2 separate regions of the Homo sapiens genome follow, and region 1 is linked to region 2. The links are chromatin contacts, found by Hi-C or POLR2A ChIA-PET in ENCODE. All regions are on one chromosome and are shown on one strand. The core of a region is the stretch at or near the end of the contact, and the rest is flanking DNA. Distances in the headings are between cores, read along the strand shown.

The links. Hi-C counts contacts between places; a loop is a spot of excess contacts on that map. ChIA-PET counts read pairs that join two places held with the same protein, here RNA polymerase II (POLR2A). Pooled maps may share reads with other maps.
Region 1: a loop to region 2 is called in a map of endothelial cell of umbilical vein, with 2.2 times the contacts of the local background. The contact joins two enhancer-like sites. A Hi-C loop is called at or near these places in 1 of 168 maps with a recorded cell type or tissue (endothelial cell of umbilical vein), 1 of 37 single-sample maps with no recorded cell type and 1 of 50 pooled maps. POLR2A ChIA-PET finds 5 or more read pairs at or near these places in 1 of 52 experiments (OCI-LY7).

The regions. Positions count from the first base shown.
Region 1 is chr1:68,172,914-68,177,001 of GRCh38, forward strand. All of the region lies in intron 2 of WLS (Wnt ligand secretion mediator), which reads right to left. The region is part of intron 9 of GNG12-AS1 (GNG12, DIRAS3 and WLS antisense RNA 1); the gene reads left to right. Among named protein-coding and RNA genes, the nearest start is that of MIR1262, 8.7 kb to the right of the region's middle. Within about 2 kb of position 1,323, at least 25 of the 41 ENCODE cell types and tissues checked have a DNase peak (open chromatin) inside an H3K27ac peak, as active enhancers do; they include endothelial cell of umbilical vein, where a contact is called at or near this core.
Region 2 is chr1:67,723,270-67,727,684 of GRCh38, forward strand. The region is part of intron 2 of GNG12 (G protein subunit gamma 12); the gene reads right to left. Among named protein-coding and RNA genes, the nearest start is that of GADD45A, 40 kb to the left of the region's middle. Within about 2 kb of position 1,827, at least 11 of the 41 ENCODE cell types and tissues checked have a DNase peak (open chromatin) inside an H3K27ac peak, as active enhancers do; they include endothelial cell of umbilical vein, where a contact is called at or near this core.

The DNA.
Region 1 (4,088 bases), core at 73-2,572, 450 kb after region 2:
CTTGCCCTGAGTGCTGCAGCATTTTGCTTAGAGGATGTTAAAGCAAAGGAGGAGATTCTGGCAGCTGTGCGGAAGACGGACTGGGATGGGGGGCCAGGTAGACAAAGAGACATCCTAAGGAAACTGAGGCCCACTGCTAACACAGTTCTCAGTGTGCTTAAGACGATTTAACCTTGTGGAAAATACTGCCAGGAGGATATTTTCTAAGGAATTTGTTTACCAAAGAATCTGAACCCAATGATGAACCAATCTTTCGCTAACAAAGCTAGAGAACTCAGAACCATCTAAGTTAGCAAGTGTTAAAACACTGGAAAGCAAATGTGGCAACAGCACTTTCCTATTTGACCATAATCAACATCAATGTGGAAAGAAAACAAACCTGAAAGCAAGTGAGGAAAACACACAGTGGGTTTCTTTGCTTTCTCTCCAGGACACTGTCAGTACACAGAGCATTTAGAATAGCTGATTTGATCGTTGTGAAAATCTACCTGCGTGCCCCTCTCTCTCTCTCTCTCTCTCTGAATGCAATTAGAGAAGACAGCTTCATTCACACTGTGTCTAAAAATAGATGATGGCAGAGTTCACAGACTGACAGCTGCATTGTCATACAGTAACCAGGAAAGGAAAGGGATGGCTAATTTAACTTAACAACTTCCAAAACAAACAGTGCAGAGGGAGTCCAGGATAAAGAAAAAACACACAGGTCAGTTCTTCAAAGAGCTGGCAGAGGGATGGGGTCGCTCCATGGCAGTTTATTAGTCCTCCCAAAATCCTGACGAAACCAGCTAAGTATTTTGCCCAGATCTACCCAGAGTCCTTCAGACAAGAGCTCTGGCAGATGAACCGCTACAGAGATTCAGGCAATATTAGGCAGCAGGGCCAGGACTTTCCCTGCTGACTTCTTCATACATCCCCTGGACACAAGTAAGCTAAGAAGAGTCATGACGTTTTTCTAGGCAAGATAAATAAATGAGTTTTTTCCCCCTTTGCCATATCTAAATTATACTCTGCCTAGCCTGGGGCATTTAAAAAAAAGTTATCCAGGAAATAAACATGCATCATTAAGGGGCAGAAACCAGGTGTCTAAAAGAAGCAAACCATTTCTTTCCCTCCCTTCAGTCCTAAAATGTTTTCTGTTTTCCTCCTCAGTCTGCCTTGCCCAGGGAAGGGATTACGGTTGGGCTTCAAAAGAAACAAGGGAATAATGCCTGTGGACGGGTAGCAGATTCTCTCTGCAGCTCTCCCGCAGCTCCATGTTGGCTCTCAGCGCTGCTGCCAGCCAGCTAAATGTCAGATCACGGCACCCCAACATTCCCTCACTGCATACCTCCATCGCCCTGGTGACTAAGCTGTTTCAACAGCTGTGTTATTGCTGGAGTCAGGCCAGTGTTATTCACACGAAGTATTTGTTTCATACGGCTTATGTGGGGAATTATTGCACTCAGCTTTGGGGTTCTATTTAAAGATAAGGTCCTTCCCTTGATCAATCAGCCAGGACATTCCTCGAGTTGGGCTCCAGGAGACAGTGGGACAATATTCTACTGCCACCCGGGGTTCCAGATAATGGACAGATTCATAATACTATAAAGAAGGTGGATGAAGCATATGTGTGTGTGAGAGAATGGGAAGCATAATGGAAAACCATGACCCTTGGTGGAGCTGCGGAAGAACTCTGCTGCTCCTCCCTCAATAAAAGCCACCCACAACACAAGAGTGTTAAGCTGGACTCCCTTTCTGCTCTTCTTCTCCAGCCATCACCCTCAGCCTTTCCCTTAAAATCATTGCTCTTTCCTTTCGGGTCACGCTAGCACTGTTGCGTTGGTCTCTACATGCATCACTCCACACACCTGCCCCGAATGCCATCTCCTCCCTCAGCCCTTGGCTTCTCCTATCTCATCAAATGGTTTATGACCATTGATGTTCCTATCATGTAGGAAGCAAGTTGGGCCTGTTGGCCTGGTGACCTCCTCCACTACTCCACATCCTCTTCTGAGTGTGAGTAAGATAAGGGCTGTGTTACTAACTGCTGAGTTAATCAACCCAAACTCCCTTATATGGAGGGACAACTGGGAAAAGGAAAAGGCATTACATCCATGAGCTTTATGTCCTGTAGGTGGGACTAATTTCTATTTCTAGCTCATTCTAGGCTGAATCTCCATCAAAGAGGCCTACTGGCCTGTTCTCCCTCCAAAGTTGTTCTCACCAAGAGCAATCGGGCACCATTTTCTGATGCTGAAAAGATCTCAGAAATATGTTTTCTTATAAATGAAGTATTTTTAAAAGAAATAAAACAATGATTCCTAAGAGCTCACATTTTTTACTGCCTACTATGTGTAGACATTTTCACCCATGCAGATGCCAGCCAGATGGAAACCATCACAGGCAATTTCAAAGTGAGGAAACTGAGGCCCATGGCCATGCTACCAATGTGAGAGGGAGGCAAAATGAGAACCCAGGTTTGCCTGACTCAGCAGCTCAAGTACTTTCCCCTTATGTCTCTCAGTCATGGGGTAGGAAAGTTAGGACACCCGCTTCTTGCTCTAAAAAGGCCACTATTTAGCCAAACAATTTGAGTAAGTCACTTTACATAATGTATTATTTCATGAAATACTACAGTTGGATCATAGGCTTACTAAGATCCTTTCTAGTTCTAATATTTCATGAATGTAGAAATCTAAAACACCTCCAGCTGTTGACTGCCTTCTATACTTAAGGCACTGAGGCCAAAACAAAGAGCTATAAAACCATGCCTGTCCTCAGGGCACTTATAATGGAGTTTGAGTGACAAAGGATAACAAGTTGAGTTTGACTAATGGAAGAGTTAAACAATTAACAAATACAAAAATACCAGAGAACCAGACTACAGGGCAGTGCTTGAGAAATAACACCGCATACCAGCATGACTATACAAGGAGAAAAGTAGATTTCAACAATGGTAACACCCCTAACCCGGAAAATACATTTGTGCTGCCAGCAGAAAGAAAAGAAGAGACAGAAAACGCTTGCAGGAAAAGCCAGCTACTAGAAGGGATCCCGTCTGTTTCACAGGAAAGCTTTGTTTCTGACAAGTTTCGTAAAGGAAAAAGTAGGCTAGAACAAGCTTTTTTATTTCCAACCCACCTTTTCTTCGTTCCCATGAATGAGGAGGGGATACAAATGAGAGCAGGCAGCCAGGGACAAAAATAATATGGCTGGTGGTTCCTGACCTCTTGGATTCCTGCCAACAGAGAAGCCTGAGAGGCAACATTTAATTGTGGAAAAACCAGCCTGGCTCTCCTCTTATCTTTTTCCTCTGTGACTTAAACCCACAATTACTGGCAACCCCTAGATTCCGAGTCACCCAGCTGGTGGTGGCAGCAATGGCTGTGTCTGTAGCTGAAAAGCAAAAGGGAGTCAGATTTTACCTGCCTCCGAAGCCAGCCCTGGGAGCACAGCCCTAACCCAGCTTGATGACTTCTCCCATTAAAAGGTTCACAGATGCCCTCCCGTTGGGAAAACCACCAAGTGAGAAGTCCAGATGGGAAAAAAAGAAACACGATTTTCAGCTGCTGTATAATTCAAAGGACAAGCTACGAGTCTCAAATCCTGAATTCCACATTTTATTTCAGCACTAGAGATGTGATGTTCAATTCCTTTTCTTAAGAAACAAACTCCAAATTTCTTAGCTGGTCATCAAGGCAACTCACCTACCAGGCCCTCTGTCTTTCAGCAGCTCATCTTTTTTCTCTAATATGGACACTTTTCTACAGCCCAACAAATGGGCTTACCGTCCTTTGCACATATGTTATTTCAGAGCATTTCATGATAGAAAAATATGGTCTTAGTCCTCACTTTCTCACCTAGAAATCACTTTGAAGAAGTCACTTAACTTCCATAATTTCATACTTGTTTAAATTTAAAACTTTTTCTCCAGTAACAGCCTCACAGAGGACAGTAGAGATTTAACCTTGAACATCTAGCATTGAGCCTGCAGAGGAGATGCATAATCAACGTTTCCTTCTCTATACCTAATGCCTTTGCTGAGTTACCTTCATCCAAAAGAATGTTCCCATTGCTAACTCTTGTCCTGATCTTTTCTTACCACTCTT
Region 2 (4,415 bases), core at 577-3,076:
CACTTGGATGGGGATAGTAGGGCAGTTTCAAAGGAGCAGAGACAGGCTGAGGGAAGCCACCCTGGACAGGGCAACATCCTCACAAAAGGTAGGGAAACAGAGGGAGTGTTAGGGAGGAAGGGTAAGTTAATGCTGTATAAATACGTTTAGTTAAAAACATATTATACCAAGAAAACAGAAGAATGTACTTCAAGATGTAGCTATTGCCAGGTTGTATGAATTTTAGGGGATTTTTAGTGTTGTTTTCTATGTACTCTGGTAGTTGTGAGTTTTTCATTTTTTGGAATTAAGAGTTAATATTTATATACCACTTACACTTGCCAAGCATTGTTCTAAGGGCTTTACAGATATTAACTTAATTTTCAAAACAATGCTATGAGGTTATTCCCATTGTTCTTCCTAGTTTAGAATTAAGGGAACTGAGGGAGGCAGCCACTTAGAACACGGCCAAGGTCAGAAAGAAGGTTAATGGAGGAGTCAGCACTCTAATCCTGGCAGCCTGGCTCCTGATTCTATGCTCTTTAACCACATATGATACTTTTATGATTAAGAAAAGAAAAACACCTAGTAATTGTTATTCACAAAACCAGGGGGAGGAGTTATTAGTCACTTTACGGGGTAAAAGGAAGTAGAGGGCAAGAACAGCTCACAGATGACTGGGAGTTACTGGGGACTGCTGAGTAGTTTCCACAGCTTGAAGGGAATGGAGGTCAAATGATAAGGGGCTGAACACAGAACTATTAATTCAGGGACCAGGCAGTGACTACAGAGGAATATTTAGAAAAATTTGGCAGTGTAGTCAAGACAAGGAATTGTATCGAAACTTTCAGGGGCAGGAGGGTTGTTTCAGAGATGGTTGGCACTGGAGCATTTCCAGAAACAGAGGAGGAGAGTTGAGAAACTAGGGAGAGTGAAGATGTGCAAAGAGGGTAACTGAGAGGGCAGAAGGGGATGAGCTCAGGACTGCGCTCAGAAATTGGTCAAAAGAGGAGCTGATAAACCAGAACTGGAGGATACAGTGGTGGAAAAGCAGGAAGGAATGAACTGCTCATACAATACAGGTGAATCTCTCAGATATTATATTGAACAAAAAAGCCAGTTATAGAAGAGCATGCACTGTCAATTCCATTCGTTCATTCGAGACGAAATCTCACTCTGTCGCCAGGCTGGAGTGCAGTGGCGTGATCTTGGCTCACTGCAACCTCCGCTTCCCAGGTTCAAGTGATTCTCCTGCCTCAGCCTCCTGAGTAGCTGGGACTATGGGCATGTGCTTCCAAGCCCGGCTAATTTTTGTATTTTTAGTAGAGATGGGGTTTCACCATGTTCACCAGGCTGGCCTCGAACTCCTGACCTCAGGAGATCCACACACCTTGGCCTCCCAAAGTGCTGGGATTACAGGTGTCAGCCACCGCGCCTGGCCCAATTCTATTCATATAAAGTTCAGGAACAGGCAAAATGCATCTACAGTGATAGAAACTATAAGAGTACAGAGTGGGTGGGGATATGGATGAAGAAAGACTGGCTATGAGTTAGTTGTTAACTGCTGCAGCCAGGTCACTTCAACAATTAAACTGCATGAGGTTCATTCTACTTTTATATATGTTTGAAAATTAAAAAAATTAAAAGTCTATAGTCCTAAACATGTCATAACATATTATATGATAATTAACATTATCAGTTATTTTTATCATTATTTGTCATGAAAGAATGGAAGACACGTTAATTATTATCTACAATTTCCTTCTTTAGATCATGATCTAACAAGTATGTCCAATGTCCACAGCACAAAGGAAGCAGCTGCCTTTTGAGGGAGCATGGACAGGATTAAAAAAGCCACAATCTGGGCCCTCTGCCCATTTCACACAATGCTCAGGCTCTGGGTCACAGACATCCAATTTTTACTTGCCAGGAAGCATCATTCCTTGGAGGTACGCATGAAAAAGGAAAGGCCCAACACTGTGGTGCAGATACTCCTAACTTTGACATGCCAAAAAATGCAAAATAGGATACTTAATTTTTCTTTCTTCCCTCATCTCACCTTCTCCCATAACACGCTAGCAAGGAAACATGCCCTCACCACCTTTTAAACATGTCTGGATTTGAGGAAACATGTCTGTCAAACATGTCTGTACTTTGAAAAAGGTCAAAGTCTGTGGAATTTCTGGGGTGACCAGCAAGGTGAACATTTTGTGTTGGCCCTCATGGTTAAAGTACTTGTTTTGAGACTCACAGTATCTAAATGTTTATATATTTTCAAAGGGGAAAGGACTGATGATACAAGATGTTCCCAAGTCAACTTCTGACAGTTCTAACTCATTCCCTAAATTGATTAGAATTCTCTCTCTCTAAAAGCAAACTTGATAACAGCTTCTTTTTAAAAGTGTTACTTGAGGGAAAACATGGGACAGAAATCAAAGCAAGCCATTTAAAGTCCAAACCCAATCAGCAACATCAATACAATTTACATAACATGGCACCCATACAGTACGTTTATACTTTAGTTCACTGAGTTTTGTATTTCAGAATGTCTCCAGTTCATCTTAAGGAGTGACATAAAATTTCTCAGAAATATTATTTCAAGTTCATTAAAATTTTTCTTTAAATAGGTACAGAACTTTTAACATATGTGGTTGAGTCAAACAAAACATGACGGAGCATCACTTACAACAAATGAAAAGATGACACCAATTTAAATACTCATGTTACTATAAACAACTTGCTTGTTAAGTTTTACTCACTCAAATTTAAGAATATCACAAAATGAGAGCATGAAGTGGAATGGAGTAGGAGGATTCCTGTCTGTAATCCCCCTAAAAGAACTTCCACGGCTAATTTCAGCCTCAGGTTTCTTGGGCCAGACCTATTTGAAATATTCTGCTTCTTTTGGTATATCAGTAACTGACCAGGCCATGGGTCCCAAGCATTGGCTTTTTAAAACTATAGTCAGCAGACTTTTCACAAATATTGACATCTACTTCACCCATGAGAGTCTTTAAGTTGAATCCTCTATCTGATGGTGGGCACCTCATATTATATTGTGCTTTATATCTTCCATATGCAATACACAAAGAATAAGTATGTGCTGATTTATCATGAGTCACATGGATGGTCTTGGCAGGAAGTGACAGCTTTGTCATTCTTTTTCATAATTCAGGAAACACAGGAACAACATATGCCTTGGGTTGGGCACAGAGTGAGAACTCAATAAACACTTCATCCAGTGAAATGATGACACAGAAATCTGTGGCAGTGCTTTAGTTGAGTGATAAGGGCTTGAACCCAATGTGTGAAAGCCAGAATTTATGAAACAAATGAGATGATGTCACATTACAAAAAGATTCCTCCTAAGACTTTCCCAAATGTATTATCTATTGAATGAAAAGGTTAAGTCAGAGAAACTAATTGTTTAGCTTTTTTCTAGTTAAATATCAATTAGGAACTGTAATGCACATCTCTAAATCAAAATATAACATTTCTGCACAACATCTTGTGTGTTCTGAGTATAACTCTACTTAAGTTCCCAAAGTACATTACTAGTGCATGTGTTCTCATCATTCTTGTACTTGTGAAAGGGAGGGTGATATAGACTTTGGTTTTAGGATACCCACTACCTTTGGTTTCAGGCTACCCACTACCTTTGGTTTCAAAAGCCGCTCCTCTTCTGATGTCTGTTCTTGGTGTATTAAGGACAAATACTGGAAATTATACATGTGACCCTGCAAGCTTTGGAAAGAAAGAAGTGCGCCAAGTGCCTCCATTGCTTAAATCTGCCTGTGCAGGTCAATTACTTAAAGTGGAGGGAAATAGGGCTGCGTCCAAGGGTAATTCATCTTATGAGTGGCACTGGGCATAATATACACTTTAAAGCAAATCCTAACAGGTAATACAACAATATTATGCCTTTTATTTACTTACTTATTTAATTGCAAAGTTAATTAAACTTTTCTAGCACTCAATGGGTCCAGGGATTAAACTCCTGGGAGAGATCACAGGAGACCAGTATTTAGTTGTCTGTGACCAAATAAGAGTTTCAGAAAGTTGAAGCAAATTCTATACAAAGTCTGTTCTTGGAATGTTTTCACAAGTGTGTGAGATTCTTTGAAACACTTTTATGCAAAATGTAAGTCAAAATAAATGACATGTGTTTATATTACATGTAGAAATTATAAGATTGATTTTGGTAGATTGAATAAATACATGCATATAATTCTTATAAACAACCATTACCTGTCAGTGTCAGCATTTACAAATGAGCAGATCCGGCATTCGCATGATCTCTGGATGCATGTGCCTTCATGAGCTGGAGGGCTTTATAACTGAAAACGATTCCCAGCTGAATTCTGGGAAAACATACCTATGTGTCCCATGTAGATGCTGCCACATCTTTGTATGTCCCTTCTGCCTTTACCCAATGT